Linked DNA regions of Homo sapiens: region 2 is linked to region 1. Evidence: chromatin loops called from intact Hi-C (ENCODE). Cell type or tissue: endothelial cell of umbilical vein. All regions are shown on one strand. Each heading gives the region's core, and the rest is flanking DNA. Links, peaks and the distances in the headings are about the cores only.

Region 1 (8,328 bases), core at 1-8,000:
TCAACCTTTGAACATGGCTCCACAACCAGGATTGGGCCAGGTAGGTATCAGCCCACTCAAACCAGGCACTGTGTCTCAACAAGCCTTACAAAACCTTTTGCGGACTCTCAGGTCTCCCAGCTCTCCCCTGCAGCAGCAACAGGTGCTTAGTATCCTTCACGCCAACCCCCAGCTGTTGGCTGCATTCATCAAGCAGCGGGCTGCCAAGTATGCCAACTCTAATCCACAACCCATCCCTGGGCAGCCTGGCATGCCCCAGGGGCAGCCAGGGCTACAGCCACCTACCATGCCAGGTCAGCAGGGGGTCCACTCCAATCCAGCCATGCAGAACATGAATCCAATGCAGGCGGGCGTTCAGAGGGCTGGCCTGCCCCAGCAGCAACCACAGCAGCAACTCCAGCCACCCATGGGAGGGATGAGCCCCCAGGCTCAGCAGATGAACATGAACCACAACACCATGCCTTCACAATTCCGAGACATCTTGAGACGACAGCAAATGATGCAACAGCAGCAGCAACAGGGAGCAGGGCCAGGAATAGGCCCTGGAATGGCCAACCATAACCAGTTCCAGCAACCCCAAGGAGTTGGCTACCCACCACAGCAGCAGCAGCGGATGCAGCATCACATGCAACAGATGCAACAAGGAAATATGGGACAGATAGGCCAGCTTCCCCAGGCCTTGGGAGCAGAGGCAGGTGCCAGTCTACAGGCCTATCAGCAGCGACTCCTTCAGCAACAGATGGGGTCCCCTGTTCAGCCCAACCCCATGAGCCCCCAGCAGCATATGCTCCCAAATCAGGCCCAGTCCCCACACCTACAAGGCCAGCAGATCCCTAATTCTCTCTCCAATCAAGTGCGCTCTCCCCAGCCTGTCCCTTCTCCACGGCCACAGTCCCAGCCCCCCCACTCCAGTCCTTCCCCAAGGATGCAGCCTCAGCCTTCTCCACACCACGTTTCCCCACAGACAAGTTCCCCACATCCTGGACTGGTAGCTGCCCAGGCCAACCCCATGGAACAAGGGCATTTTGCCAGCCCGGACCAGAATTCAATGCTTTCTCAGCTTGCTAGCAATCCAGGCATGGCAAACCTCCATGGTGCAAGCGCCACGGACCTGGGACTCAGCACCGATAACTCAGACTTGAATTCAAACCTCTCACAGAGTACACTAGACATACACTAGAGACACCTTGTAGTATTTTGGGAGCAAAAAAATTATTTTCTCTTAACAAGACTTTTTGTACTGAAAACAATTTTTTTGAATCTTTCGTAGCCTAAAAGACAATTTTCCTTGGAACACATAAGAACTGTGCAGTAGCCGTTTGTGGTTTAAAGCAAACATGCAAGATGAACCTGAGGGATGATAGAATACAAAGAATATATTTTTGTTATGGCTGGTTACCACCAGCCTTTCTTCCCCTTTGTGTGTGTGGTTCAAGTGTGCACTGGGAGGAGGCTGAGGCCTGTGAAGCCAAACAATATGCTCCTGCCTTGCACCTCCAATAGGTTTTATTATTTTTTTTAAATTAATGAACATATGTAATATTAATAGTTATTATTTACTGGTGCAGATGGTTGACATTTTTCCCTATTTTCCTCACTTTATGGAAGAGTTAAAACATTTCTAAACCAGAGGACAAAAGGGGTTAATGTTACTTTAAAATTACATTCTATATATATATAAATATATATAAATATATATTAAAATACCAGTTTTTTTTCTCTGGGTGCAAAGATGTTCATTCTTTTAAAAAATGTTTAAAAAAAAAAAAAAACTGCCTTTCTTCCCCTCAAGTCAACTTTTGTGCTCCAGAAAATTTTCTATTCTGTAAGTCTGAGCGTAAAACTTCAAGTATTAAAATAATTTGTACATGTAGAGAGAAAAATGACTTTTTCAAAAATATACAGGGGCAGCTGCCAAATTGATGTATTATATATTGTGGTTTCTGTTTCTTGAAAGAATTTTTTTCGTTATTTTTACATCTAACAAAGTAAAAAAATTAAAAAGAGGGTAAGAAACGATTCCGGTGGGATGATTTTAACATGCAAAATGTCCCTGGGGGTTTCTTCTTTGCTTGCTTTCTTCCTCCTTACCCTACCCCCCACTCACACACACACACACACACACACACACACACACACACACACACTTTCTATAAAACTTGAAAATAGCAAAAACCCTCAACTGTTGTAAATCATGCAATTAAAGTTGATTACTTATAAATATGAACTTTGGATCACTGTATAGACTGTTAAATTTGATTTCTTATTACCTATTGTTAAATAAACTGTGTGAGACAGACACCCTGACTTTGTTTCACTTGATAACACATCTTTGTCTTGGAGTACACCCGTTTTAAGTGCCTAATGCTTAGGATTCAGAGGAAAAAGTGAAAGCATTAGCTTATAGCCTCTTTAATCTACTACGTATAATGTATTCACAAGTAGATCTTGGTGAATTTATCCAAAGTTCTGGGAAAAAGTACTGCAGGTACCAGCTAACAGTCAAGGTGGAAGTGATAACCTACTTAACACCTTGATACAGGACCCCTTAAGGATGACCTCATGGTCTTCCAATCACCTTCATCTTACAGGGATGAGAAGGAGGACCTAAGAAGACGGATCATATCTGCCTAAGTCCCAAGTAACTTCTTGGAAAAAACAAGACTTGCCAGGCATGGTGGCTCACGCCTATAATCCCAACATTTTGGGAGGCCAAGGCAGGCAGATCACGAGGTCAGGAGTTCAAGACCAGCCTGGCCAATATGGTGAAACCCCCATCTCTACTAAAAATCAGCAGGGCGTGGTGGTGGGCACCTGCCGTCCCAGCTACTTGGGAGGCTGAGGCAGGAGAATCAGATCCTGGTGGAGGTTGCAGTTAGCCAGGATCTCACCACTGCACTCCAAAGACTCCGTCTTTTAAAAACAGAGAAGATGAAGCTAGGGGAACACTCCTGTTTGCTAACTGAATACAAAGAAGTCAGTTGGAATCGGGTTGAAGGGAAGGAAAATGTGTGGAAATAAAACCTAGAAGGCTGAGAGAGATTACACATGAGTCCAGTAATATGCTAGATGCTCAAAGAATGGAGAGATTATTGATCCTCCATCTGAACATTGCAGTAGCTGTGAACAAGTTGTTAAAACAAATGTGTTAGTACACTAAAAAGTACTGAGCTGCTTTGGTATCAATTCCAGATCTTTCTTTTATCACAGAGATTTACACTAACCATATATGACTGCTAAAGGATTTCAGATACGTTGACCTGTTGCTACTATTTTAGTCTGAAAACAACCAGCATCTTTTTTTTTTAAGACAGTCTCGTCACCCAGGCTGGAATGCAGTGGCACAATTGTAGTTCACTGTAGCCTCAAACTCATGGGCTGAAGCAGTCCTCTTACCTCAGCCTCCCTAGTAGCTGGGACTCAAAGGTGTGTACCATCATGCCTGGCTGACTTTTTAAAATTTTTATAGAGACAGGGTCTTGCTATGTTACCCAGTCTGGTCTCGAACTCCTGGACTCAAGTGATCCTCCACCTTGGCCTCCCAAATTGCTGGGATTACAGGCATGAGCCACCTTACCAGCATCTTAATGTGAGGTGAACTCACTCAGCATTAATCAGAGCCAGCCCCAGAAAATGTATCTAGTATCAAGCATCCAGCATCCACCTGCTTCAGCTCAGTGACCCCGCAGATATCCATGGAGCAGCTACATCTGTGCCAGGCCAGGCAGAGCACACATGAACAGCATGCAGCCCTGCCCTCAACCTAACCAGCTTAAGGTCTAGAAGACAGCATGACAAAGTACAAAGCACCAAGTGATCTATGCAAGGAATGCAAGAGGGAATCCATGAAAGAAAACCTAGCTGATGGGAATTGGAAATGTTTCTGGAAAGGGTAGCATGGAAGCTGGATGTTGGAGGAGAGATAGGAAGAGGAGGAGAGGAGGCGGCGCCCAGAAGAGTGCACCACATTCTGCTAGGGAGCAGCTCCAGGTCTACTTGGCTGAGACCCGATAAACGGAAGTAGTGAACACCTGTTCCAGAAATACGGCCTTCCAGCTCCCTAAGACTAGGGGCCCAGGATTCATGTGAATAAACCCTCAAAAGGGAAATGTTTAGAATTCCATCCCATTTCCAAGCAGTAAATTCCCAGGTTTCAAAGCTCTGCCTCTGGCTAAAGACAGCCGGGTTGAAGTGTTAGACCAGTGCATTCTTACTGCAATGATGAAAGCAGGAAGTAGGGGCAGAAGTCATTAAATAGGAAGGAGGCTGGGCACGGTGACTAACACCTGTAATCGCAACACTTTGGGAAGCCAAGATGGGTGGATCAAGACGAGCCTGGCCAACATGGTGAAACCCCGTCTCTGCTAAAAATACAAAACTAGGCCCCGGGCACGGTGGCCCACACCTGTAATCCTAGCACTTTGGGAGGCTGAGGCGGGTAGATGACCTGAGTTCAGGAGTTCGATACCAGCTTGGCTAACATGGAGAAACCCCATCTCTACTAAAAAAAACAGCTGGGCGTGGTGGCGGGCACTGGTAATCCCAGCTACTCAGGAGGCTGAGGCAGGAGAATAGCTTGAACCCAGGAGGCGGAGATTACAGTGAGCCGAGATCACGCCCTTGCACTCCAGCCTGGGAGACAAGCAAAACTCCGTCTCAAAAAAAAAAAAAAAAAAAAAAAGAAGGGCGGGGGGAAAAGCTGCCCTTTCCCAGATCAGAAATAGTGTTATGGAGGTAGAAGATACGGATTAATCCAGAGTCAGCAATATAATAAGATGATTTCAACGTTTGTAGTTTTTTGGATGTTCACAATGAAAAGTTAGGAAGAGGCCAGGTGCAGGTTTCCACCTGTAATCCCAGCACTGTGGGAGACTGAGGGAGGAAGGATTACTTGAGGCCAGGAGTGGGGAGACCAGCCTGGGTAACAGAGTGAGACCCTCATCTCTACAAAAAATAATTAAAAAAAAAAAAAAAAAACATGGTGGCACACACCTGTAGTCTCAGGTACTTGGGAGGCTGAGGGGGGAGAATTGCTTGAGCCCAGGAGGTCGAGGCTGCTATAAGCCATGATTGTGGCACTGCATTTCTGCTAGGGTGGCCGAGTGAGACCCTCCTGGGCTGTTACAGCACATCAATCTATGAAATGGGTCCAGTGTGCTAGCAGTGCCCCAGGTGCTGTCATTCACTTCGCTTACTGACTCCTCAATAACAGCCCCACTCAACAAATGAAAAACAAGCTCAGGTGAAATAAGGTCCTCAAGATCACATAGCCAGTAAAAGGCTTACCAGGACAATGGCCTGTTGGACTCCAAAGCCATTCCTTTCCATGTCCTTTATCTCCTTTACAGCAGAGAAGCCCCACTGGTGGCTGCAAATTAACCAGCAGATGTGTCATAGGGACACTCAAGCAGACTCAAAATACAGACTAAACACTGAAAAGTGGAGGGGAAGGGGACAACTAAGGAAGCATAAAAATAATCTCCCTAGGCTTCTCATTTTACAACCAAGGAAACATCTCCAGACAGTATTATGTTCATGATGAGGTCATCCTACTTAAAGACAGAGGACAAAGGCTGGCATCAAAAAGAAAAAAATTGGCCGGGCACAGTGGCTCATGCCTGTAATCCCAGCACTTTGGGAGGCCAAGGCAGGCAGATCACGAGGTCAAGACATCGAGACCATCCTGGCCAACATGATGAAACCCTGTCTCTACTAAAAATACAAAAATTAGCTGGGCATGGTGGTATGCACCTGTAGTCGCAGCTACACAAGAGGCTGAGGCAGGAGAATGGCTTGAACCGAGATCTTGCCACTGCACTCCAGCCTGGTGACAGAGCGAGACTCTGTCTCAAAAAAAAAAAAAGGAAGAATAAAATGTTAGGAATAATTTTTTTTTTGAGACGTTTCACTCGTTACCCACGCTGGAGTGCAATGGCGTGATCTCAGCTCACCTCAACCTCTGCCACCCGGGTTCAAGCAATTCTCTTGCCTCAGCCTCCCAAGTAGCTGGAATTACAGGCATGCACCACCACGCCCAGCTAATTTTGCATTTTTAGTAGAGATGGGGTTTCTGCATGTTGTTCAGTCTGGTTTCAAACTCCTGACCTCAGGTGATCCGCCTGCCTTGGCCTCCCAAAGTGTTGGGATTACAGGCGGAGCCACCGTGCCCGGCCAGGAATAAATGTAACAGAAGCGCAAAAAACTTGTACATTGAAAACTAGAAAAGACTGTTGGAAGAAATTAAGGACCTAAATAAATGGAAAGACATTCTTGTTTATAAATCAGAAAACCTTATATTGTTAAAGCAATACTCCTGGGCCAGGGTCAGTGGCTCATGCCTGTAATTCCAGCACTTTGGGAGGCCGAGGCAGGCAGATCATGAGGTCAGGAGATCGAGATCGTCCTGGCTAACACGGTGAAACCCCATCTCTACTAAAAATACAAAAGATTAGCCAGGCATGGTGGCACGTGCCTGTAACCCCAGCTACTTGGGAGGCTGAGGCAGGAGAATCCCTTGGACCTGGGAGGTGGAGGTTGCAGTGAGGCCAAGATGGCACCACTGCATTCCAACCTAGGTGACAGAGTGAGACTCCGTCTCAAAAAAAAAAAAAAAAAAAAAATTAACAGGCTGAGCACAGTGGCTCACACCTGTAATCCCAGCACTTTGGGTTTGGGAGGCTGAGGCAGGAAGATCACCTGAAGTCAGTTCAAGACCAGCCTGGCCAATATGGTCACCTCTACTAAAAATACAAAAATTAGCTGGGTGTGGTGACACACGCCTGTAAGTCCCAGCTACTCGGGAGGCTGAGACGGGAGGACTGCTTGAACCCAAAAGGCGGAGGATGCAGGGAGCTGAGATCACACGACTGCACTCCAGCCTGAGCTACAGAGTGGACCCTGTGTCAAAAATTAAATAAAATAAAAAACAAAAGCCTATTTAAAAAATTTTTTTGTTTTCAGACAGGGTCTGTCTCCATTACCCAGGCTGGAGTACAGTGGCACGATCTCAGCTCACTGAAACCTCCACCTCCTGGTCTCAAGTGATCTTCCTGCCTCGGGAAGCTACTCAGCTTCCTGAGTAGCTGGGACCACAGGCACATGCCACCAAGCCTGGCTAATGTTTCTTTTGTTTTGTTTTTTGTTTTGTAGAGATGGGATTTTGTCATGCTAATCTTGAACTCCTCCCAAAGTGCTGGGATTACAAGCGTGAGCCACCATGCCCAGCTGAAAGGCTGACCCTAAAATACATATGAAAATCCAAAGAAGCCAGAACAGCCAAAATAATCTTGAAAAATAAAAACAAATTTGGAGCACTCACACTTCTTGATTTGAAAACTTACCATGAAGCTATAGTAATCAAGACTCTATGGTACTGGCATAAGGACAGACATTTAGATCACTGGAATAGATCTGACAATCCAGAAATAAATCCATACATTTATGGTCAATTGATTGTTTATAAGGTTGCCAAAATAATCCAATGGAGAAAGAGTAACATTTTTAACAGATACTTCTGGAACAACTAGACATCCACATCTAAAAGAATAAAGTTGGCCGGGCATGGTCGCTCACGCCTGTAATCCCAGCACTTTTGGGAGGCCGAGGCAGGCAGACCACGAGGTCAGGAGATCGAGACCATCCTGGCTAACATGGAGAAACCCCATCTCTACTAAAAATACAAAAAATTAGCCAGGCGTGGTGGCAGGCGCCTGTAGTCCCAGCTACTCGGGAGGCTGAGGCAGGAGAATGGCGTGAACCCAGGAGGCGGAGCTTGCAGTGAGCCGAGATCGCGCCACTGCACTCCAGCACTCCAGCCTGGGTGACAGAACAAGACTCTGTCTCAAAAAAAAAAAAAAAAAAAGAATAAAGCTGGAGGCCAGGCACGGTGGCTCACGCCTGTAATCCCAGCACTTTGTAGGGCAGAGGCGGGCAGATCACTTGAGGTCATGAGTTCGAGACCAGCCTGGCCAACATGGTGAAACCCCGTCTCTACTAAAAATTTAAAAATTACCATAGTGATGGGGCCTGTAATCCGAGCTACTCAGATGGCTGAGGTGGGAGAATCACTTGAGCCTGGGACACAGAGGTTGCAGTGAGCTGGATCGCACCATTGCATGCCTGCCTGGGCAATAGAGTAAGCCTCCATCTCAAAAATAAATAAAGTTGGACCCCTACCTTATACCAAATATAAAAATTTACTCAAAATGGATCATAGACCAAAACATAAACACTAAAATATTAAAATCACAGAAGAAAATATAAGTATAGGCCAGGCACAGTGGCTCATGCCTGTAATCCCAGCACTTTGGGAGGCTGAGATGGATGAAT
Region 2 (8,328 bases), core at 188-8,187, 51 kb after region 1:
CAAAGCCATCCTTCAGAGCCGCAGGCCTATGACAGCGAGGTGGGCTCCACAGTGTGGTACCATGTGGGGAAGAGGATGTTCTGAAACAGAAACAAGGTCCCTTGGGCAGGGTTAAGATTGAGTGAGGCGGCCAGGCGCGGTGGCTCACACCTGTAATCCCATCACTTTGGGAGGCCGAGGTGGGCGGATCATGAGGTCAGAAGTTCCAAGACCAGCCTGACCAACATGGCGAAACCCCGTCTCTACTAAAAATACAAAAATTAGCCAGGTGTGGTGGCAGGCGCCTGTAATCCCAGCTACTTGGGAGGCTGAGGCAGGAGAATCACTTGAACCTGGGGGCCGGAGGTGGCAGTGAGCCCAGATCGCTCCACTTCACTCCAGCCTGGGCGGAAGAGGGAAACTCCATCGCACAAAAAAAAAAAAAAAATTGAGTGAGGGTGTGGCATTTATCCAGCAGGCAGAGGCTCTGTACCATTCAAACGGTAGGACCGGGAATGGTGCATGTTGTGGGAAGAAATCAACAATCAAAAACGGGGGCTGAGTGTGATGGTTCACACCTGTGATCCCAGCACTTTGAGAGGCTGAGGTGGGAGGATCTCTTGAGCCCAAGAGTTTGAGACCAGCCTGGGCAACATAGCGAGACCCCTAATTTAAAAAAAATTTTTAATTAGCTGGGTATGGTGGCACAGGCCTGTAGTCCCAGCTACTCAGGAGGCTAAGGTAGGAGGATCACCTGAGCCTGGGAGGTCAAGGCTGCAGTGAACTGTGATCACCCCACTGTACTCAAACCTGGGTGACAGAGTGAGACCCTCTTCAAAAAATCTTTTTATTTAAAAAAAGATTTTAAAAAGCAGTTACAACCACGACTGCCTGGGGCTTGGTTTGAGGGAGGTGGTGGTATTACTTCCCATTGGAGAGAATCTGAGCTCAGGGCACATAGCCAATAAGATGTGTTGTCAGAGTTGGAGTCCAGGCTTTCTGTCCCCAAACTGGCACTTTTCCCTCTGCCACGCTGCCTGACCACTGGGTGAGACCTATCCCATAAAGCCTTACCTAAATACAACCCTAATGCTGGGTTTGAATCCATTTTTATTCAAAGGGAAAAGAATCCCGCCCACTAAGACGCGACCCCTCAGACAGGGGTCCAAGAAGCCCCTGCTGGAGGACGACCCTCAGGGTGCCAGGAAGATCTCGTCGGAGCCTGTTCCTGGCGAGAGTAAGAGCCACCGGGCTGGGTCAAGGCAGGACCAGCCTGCTCCGTGCTCAGAGACGACCCTTCTCCTTCCCCACCTGGGCACAGAAGAGTAGAGTCAGGTTTCTTTGGCATTTTCTGGGCACCAAGCAGTCCTGTACCACTGGACCCAGGGTGTTTCCCAGACACGCCCCCAACTGTGAATGGAGCTGAGTCCCCCTCTAGCCCGGCCCCGGCCCCTCCTCCTCCTCCATCTCTACCCCTACCTCTAGTGCTTGGCAGGGTGGTGACAGATTGGCACATGGCAGTGTCGTTGGCATAGCCTGCCTGGCTTGGGGCCTTGGCCCTTTGCTGCTGCCACTGCCCTCCCAGAAGGGAAGCTGGAGGGTGAAGGTGCATCCTAGGCCCCCATCTGTAGGGAGCCAGGTCCCTTTCCCAGCTCCTCCGCCCCCACCCCTCCCAGAGTTATTTACTCGCCCACCCACCCGCCTCCCCTCCCTCTTCAGTCATTGCTGTGCGTGTGAAGGAAGAGCATCTAGACGTGGCCTCGCCCGACAAGGCTTCAAGTCCAGAGCTGCCTGTCTCCGTCGAGAACATCAAGCAGGAAACAGACGACTGAGCCTTCCTGCCTCCAGCCTGGCTTCTAGCTGGAAGCCAGCCCAGCGTTTCTCTACCACCACCACCATGCCTCCACCTGACTTTGGCTTGGAGACTGATCCTCTCTGTGTAAATTCTGCCCGGTGCTGTGAAGGCTGGACGGTGGAGGACCTGCTGGGGTCTCCTGGGACCCGCCTGTTGCTTCTGCCCTCCCCTGTGGAAAGGTCTATATGACGGGCCGCCTGAGGCCCCAGAACTCGTCTGTGAACCACCTTTTCCAGCCAGAGTTCCCAAAGCTGGAACGCTAGCTGCCTGCTCTTCCTTAAGATGGCCTCCCCCCGACCCGCCACGGCCCTCAGTTGCCAGGGATGGGGCCACCACTGTCACACTGTGGAATACAAGACAGTGAACTCTGTCTGCCTGAACGAGCCATGTAAATTAAGTTCTAGAGCAGCTCTCTGAGCAGGATAAGGTCCCCTGACAGTGAGTTGTGTGGTGGGGGCAGCCTCTGCCTCAAAAATTCACCAAGCAGAATGCCTCTCAGCCTCATGTGTTGGTCCTCTGCTCCTCCTAGCTCCCCAGGGATGTTGGGGACCCAGCTTGTCTCGGCAGCTAAGAAGCAGTGACCAGGATGTGGATTTTGGCGACCTGTGTGGTGGCCTTGAGCTGCTTTCTGTGTTTGTGAGGACTGACTCCCATTTCCTAAAGGAAATGCCCCCGGGGAGGACATTGGGAGGAAGATGGCCTGAGTGTGCACTTTGGCTCTGCTACCTGCTCCTGAAGCCCCGCTAAAAATAATTCATCCAAGATTCCTTTGTAGTTAAAGGGTCCAGTTCTGACTGGAGCCTCTAGAGAGCTGGGCTTGTATGTTCTTTTGGCCTTTTGTTCCTACCTAAATGAAGAAACCATGCCTGGAGGGGCCGTGAACACAGAACCCTCAAGACAAGGATGACAGAGCTGGAGGACACATCTAGCTGCCATTGCAACCTCACTGGGCTCCCCAGACTCTGTGTGTGAGAAATTAAACCCCCTGCTTGCTTGAGTCCCGTTTGTTAGATCTCTATTCCTTGCAGATTGTGTTCTGACCCCACCCCCCCACCTCGTGGTATCGATCATGAAGGCCACGTGAGTCAAGACACGAGTGTGCAGGGCCGTAAAGAAATGTCGCCTGTCATCAGCTCAAGTTCCCTGTCTTAGCCACATGCTGTCATTCTTTACGGTTGTGCCATTCTCCCCAAAGACTGTGAGTTCCCCAGAGATGGAGCCTGTGTCCGCCTGTGCGTAGCACCTGGCATAGGCTGGCATAAAGTTGGCTTGTGTGTGTGAAATGGGAATGTGCGCATGACCACGTGTTGCTGGTGCCTAGAGGTCAGCTTGATTTGTTGGAGATAGAAGTATTGATCTCTTGGGAGTTTTTGCTCAATCCATGCAGTAACCTTGTGCCTCAGTTTGCCCTTGGAGGGAACTCAAGTTCTTGGAGTCTGAGCAGTGGGGCTGCTGGCAGGGAGGCATTTGCAAACCCCTCATCCCTGCTTCTGCCTCAGGACCCACAGGGGCTCCTGGTACAGGTGAGACCAAATCCAGACCCTTCAGGAACCTGCCCTGCCTCCCTTGTCCTTTATGGCCATCCAGTCTAGCCCCTCTGCTGCAGGGAAAGGGATGCAAGGGAACTCCATAGTATCAAGAGCCCCTACCCAGGTGCCAGGTTAAATAGGTATCTAAATGGCTCATTTCACCTTCACAGTAACCCTGTGCAGTACTGATGGGAAAAAAGAAGCCTCAGTACAGTTTAGTCGTTTGGCTGCTTAAATTTACACCTGTTGCCGGGCGCGGTGGCTCACGCCTGTAATCCCAGCACTTTGGGAGGCCACGGCGGGCGGATCACAAGGTCAGGAGATCGAGACCATCCTGGCTAACACGATGAAACCCTGTCTCTACTAAAAATACAAAAAATTAGCCGGGCGTGGTGGCAGTCACCTGTAATCCCAGCTACTCGGGAGGCTGAGGCAGGAGAATCACTTGAACCTGGGGGGCGGAGGTGGCAATGAGCCGAGATTGCACCACTGCACTCCAGCCTGAGCAACAGAGCGAGACTCTGTCTCAAAAAAAAAAAAAAAAATTTACACCTGTAAAGGATGGCAGTGGGGTTGAACCCAGGTTTGTCTGCCAGATGACCTAGTCGTGAGTCAGTCATTCAGCCTTCCCGAGCATCTTCTGGGTGCCAGACACCAAACTAGACACGGGCATCAAGGGAGACTGGCAGACGTCCATCCTGGTGCCTTCAGCAGGCGAGCATCTCCAGCCGGGAACAATGCCAGTGCCTGAGCCTCAAGATAAGAGCCCTCTGCCTTGAATTCCTTTGTATTCCTGGGAGGAAACTGCTACTTTCATCAAAATAACCCACAATACTGAAAGGAGTATCAGAAGGGATGGCTAGGTCAAATGGCCTGAGACGTCCTGATTCCAAAGCCATCATACTGTGTGTAGGGGTGGGGACCCGGGGTGTCTTTCCCTTTTAACTAAAGCCCTGACCTGGAAGTGGACTCATCAGAGCTTCCACTCCTGAACCCAGCTCCGCTTCTACATGAGCCTCCCGGGGCTGACGCAGGGAGAAAGCACTGCTGCCATTTCCCAGTCGCGCACGTGACTGCCAACTGAGATTAGTATTGCTCTCATCAACGATAGTTCCGGGTCTGGCTTCCAAGGCAGAACTTGCTTACCTTCAGCTTGGGGTCTTTTCAGGAGTTCCTTCCCGGCTCCCAGCCAGAAATTAGGAACACTTTATAGACTGACTTGTGCCCATCCCAAAAGGCTGGATCCCTAACCCCAGTACCTCAGAGTATGACCTTACTTGGAAATAGATTCCTTACAGAAGTAATGAAGTTAAAATGACATCCTTAGGTTGGGCCCTAATCTAATAGGCTGTTATATTTATAAAAAGGGGAAATTTGGCTGGGCGCAGTGGCTCACACCTGTAATCCCAGCACTTTGGGAGGCTGAGGCAGGTGGATCACCTGAGGTCAGGAGTTCGAGACCAGCCTGACCAACATGGTAAAACCCCTTCTCTACTAAAAATACAAAAGTTAGCCATGCGTGGTGGCACGCACCTGTAATCTCAGCTACTTGGGAGGCTGAGGCAGGAGAGTCGCTTGAACCCAGGAGGCAGAGGGTGCAGTGAGCCAAGACTGTGCCATTGCACTCCAGCCTGGGCAACAAGAGCAAAACTCCATCTCAGAAAAAAAAAGGGGGGGTGGAATTTGGGCAGAGACAGATTATAGAGGGAAGATGATGATACACAACATCACGTGAAGGTTGGGACAGAGATGGAGATTATGCTGCCACAGATCAGGGAGCACCTGGGGCCACCAGAAGCTGGAAGAGGCAAGGGGGACCCTTCCACTACCTGTTCCAGAGAGCACTACCGGTTCCAGAGAGCACGCCCCTGCCAACACCTCAACGGCTGACCCCTAGCCTACAGAAGCTCTGCTGTTCTAAGCCACCCAGCTCCTAGCATTTTGTTGTGGCAGTCCTAGGGGATGAATACAAACACCAACTAATGGCCCCAGGAATCCCAGATGTTCAAAATGCAGGTCCAGGGGAGATAGAGCCCTCTCCCCACCTTCCCAGGCCCCACTCTATTCTCACTTTCCCTGGAAGAACTTCCTCTCCCTTTTGGACACCTCCGTGGCCTTACAGGCAGTGGTTCCTACATACGGGGGTGCCTGTATCTTGTGCACCCTTCTCTGATATGCTGTGAGTTTGCTACAACTGAGGGGTCAAGCTGGGACTAGATATGTCAGGATGGTGAATGTACTATCAAGTGGGGTCCAACCTATGGCTAGTAGGTGGTGGGAGGCAGAGCCAATGATGCACCTGCACTTCCACTCTCCCCATCCCTGGGATCCTGGGATGAGGGAGACCCCTTAGGTCAGGCTGGGACATGGTTGAGTCAACAGTGATCCAGCAAATATAGAAACAGCAGGACCGATTTTAGGGATACATCTGGACCAGCACAGTGTGGCTTATAGGAAAGGCCACTGTCCCACAGCAGGAGCAAATGGTCACTCCTTGCAAACCCACCCTGGGTCTAGCCCAGAGGTGGGGGCAGGGAGGAGGGAAGAACGGGAGGATGGACATTATTATTATTATTATTATTATTATTATTATTATTGAGACGGAGTCTCACCCTGTCGCCAGGCTGGGGTGCAGTGGCGTGATCTCTGCTCACTGCAACCTCTGCCTCCCGGGTTCAAGCGATTCTCCCACCTCAGCCTCCCAAGTAGCTGGGATTACAGGCGCCCGCCACCACGCCCAGCTAATTTTTTTTTTTTTGAGACAGAGTGTTTTTGAGTCTTGCTCTGTCGCCCAGGCTGGAGTGCAGTGGTGAGATCTCCGCTCACTGCAAGGTCCACCTCCTGGGCTCACGCCATTCTCCTGCCTCAGCCTCCCAAGTAGCTGGGACTACAAGCGCCCACCACCACAGCCGGATAATTTTTTTGTATTTTTAGTAGAGACAGGGTTTCACCGTGTTAGCCAGATGGTCTCTATCTCCTGACCTCGTGATCTGCACGCCTCGGCCTCCCAAAGTGCTGGGATTACAGGCGTGAGCCAACGCACCCAGCCATAGTTTTTGTATTTTTTAGTAGAGATGGGGTTTCACCATGTTGGCCAAGATGGTCTTGACCTCTTGACCTCGTGATCCGCCCACCTCGGCCTCCTGAAGTGCTGGGATTACAGGCGTGAGCCACCGCGCCCAGCCTCGGATGGACATTATTGAACTGACGCAACTGGGTCATTGCCCAGCTCTGGAACCACATGAATCAGGACCAAGCCAAGTCAGGCTCCTGCTTCCTGGGGACTTTGGAACCTGGCCCACCACCCACCAAGGTCTCACCCCTCCTGCCCCATGGCCAACCTTATCTGCTCCACACTGTCTTCCTTTGATGGGGGTTCTCCTGGCACTGGGCCTGGAGGCTGGTGTCCGCTTGGCCTTTCTGGCAGCCCAGCCCGGGCAGTCTTCAAAGACAGCAGCTGCAGCCTTCACCCTCTGGCCACGGGCATTGGGAGGGGTGGCGCAGGTGGCCCCCACCCGCAGGTTCAGCCCAGTAAGCCACCTGAAGAGAAAAGAGAGCTGGGGAGCTAGCTGTGCTGATTCTGCTCCAGTGGCCTGGAGCAGGTGGGCACTGGGTGTGGGGCAGGGTTGGTGCAGAAGGCAGCACAAGGCCACAGGCAGCATGCATTCATTCGCTCAACAAGCATTTGCCAGCTTTCCTGAGGAGGTCAAGGAGGCCACCAGGAATTTGGGAGCGGTGGAGCCTATAGGTGACAGCAGGCTCTGCTGAGAATCTTGGCGGCTCACCAATTATGTGACCTACAAGCCACTTCAAGCCTCTGATCCCTTCTTTGTAAAAAGGGGATAATAATAGTAATAATAAACAGTTAGAGGGCTTACAACGTAGCAGACACTGTTCAAATCAACTTATCTATGCTAATTTCATTCTTACAACAACCATCATGAGGTTAGATACTACATCCCCCCTTTTTACAGATGGGCAGGAAAGGTTACGCGGCTTGCAGAGTTAGTTGGTAAAATACCAGAGCCAGGACTGGAGCCCAGGTCTGCAGGACTCCAGGCTTCTTGTGACTTTTTATTTTTTTTTGAGATGGAGTCTCACTCTGTCGCCCAGGCTGGAGTGAAGTGGCGCGATCTCAGCTCACAGCAACCTCTGCCTCCCAGGTTCAAGCAATTCTCCTGCCTCAGCCTCCCAAGTAGCTGGGATTACAGGCACCCACTACCACGCCCAGCTAATTTTTGTATTTTTAGTAGAGGCAGAGTTTCACCATGCTGGCCAGGCTACTCTCAAACTCCTGACCTCAGGTGATCAGCCTGCATTGGCCTCCCAAAGTGCTGGGATTATAGGCGCGAGCCACCATCCCCGACCTCTTGTGACTTTCTCATGTAATTATGTAAAGTGGTCTCGCCTACCTATTAGGTCCCAGCCCGCTAGGCAGAGCAGATACCATGCCCACTTTATGGATGATGAAATCAAGGCTCAGAGAAGTCCACCCTCAACATCCCCAGGAAGGGTAACTAACCCTGGAAAGGGCTTATACATGCCTGGCTCTCACAGGACCCGCCCCTCCCCACAAGCTGCTCGGATGGGCATGGACATGGTGTGCCTGGGGAGATGACAGGGGCTTGACTGAGAGTGGCTGGGTGGTCTTTGGCTGGAGGTCTAGGTGGGGGTGCCCACCTGTGCAGCGGAAGCAGCTGGCAGTCACAGTGGAAGGGATTGCTGCTGAGGTCGATGAGCTCCAGCTGGCTGAGACTGGGCAGGGCAGGCAGGGCCCGAAGCTGGTTCTTCTGCAGGTGCAGGCTCTGGAGCCCGGGCCCCAGGCCTGAAAAGGCCCCAGGACAAATCTGCAAGGAGTTGCCAGGCCCCAATGTGAGCTCCTGGCAGAGCTGTCCCACCCCCAAGTCTGGAAGGGAGCCCCATCTTCCCTCAGCAGAAGAGAAGCTGGAGAGCCCAAGCTGGTCC

What was found. Hi-C counts contacts between places; a loop is a spot of excess contacts. Peaks named below come from ENCODE experiments on the same cell type or tissue, not always from the same donor. Only the 100,000 strongest peaks of a DNase experiment are listed, where the experiment ranks them.
Region 2: a loop joins it to region 1, with 5 times the contacts of the local background. A loop is called at or near these places in 19 of 110 quality-filtered maps.

Annotation. Positions count from the first base shown.
Region 1 is chr22:41,177,777-41,186,104 of GRCh38, forward strand. It overlaps EP300 (EP300 lysine acetyltransferase), which reads left to right. Exons shown (of 31, transcript NM_001429.4): 31 at 1-2,301. The coding sequence ends at 1,180. It overlaps EP300-AS1 (EP300 antisense RNA 1), which reads right to left. Exons shown (of 3, transcript NR_110514.1): 3 at 7,438-8,328. Among named protein-coding and RNA genes, the nearest start is that of EP300-AS1, 16 kb to the right of the region's middle. RefSeq lists an enhancer at 6,723-7,522. In endothelial cell of umbilical vein, for the core only: no CTCF peak of the experiment used is centred there; a DNase peak (open chromatin) is centred at 4,205; H3K27ac peaks cover 3,398 bases.
Region 2 is chr22:41,228,441-41,236,768 of GRCh38, forward strand. L3MBTL2 (L3MBTL histone methyl-lysine binding protein 2) reads left to right here. Exons shown (of 17, transcript NM_031488.5): 16 at 1,100-1,216; 17 at 1,699-2,831. The coding sequence ends at 1,811. CHADL (chondroadherin like) reads right to left here. Exons shown (of 6, transcript NM_138481.2): 4 at 8,044-8,210; 5 at 6,705-6,903; 6 at 1,073-1,290. The coding sequence ends at 1,264. Among named protein-coding and RNA genes, the nearest start is that of CHADL, 8.3 kb to the right of the region's middle. RefSeq lists an enhancer at 8,290-8,328. In endothelial cell of umbilical vein, for the core only: no CTCF peak of the experiment used is centred there; DNase peaks (open chromatin) are centred at 1,801 and 4,241; H3K27ac peaks cover 2,825 bases.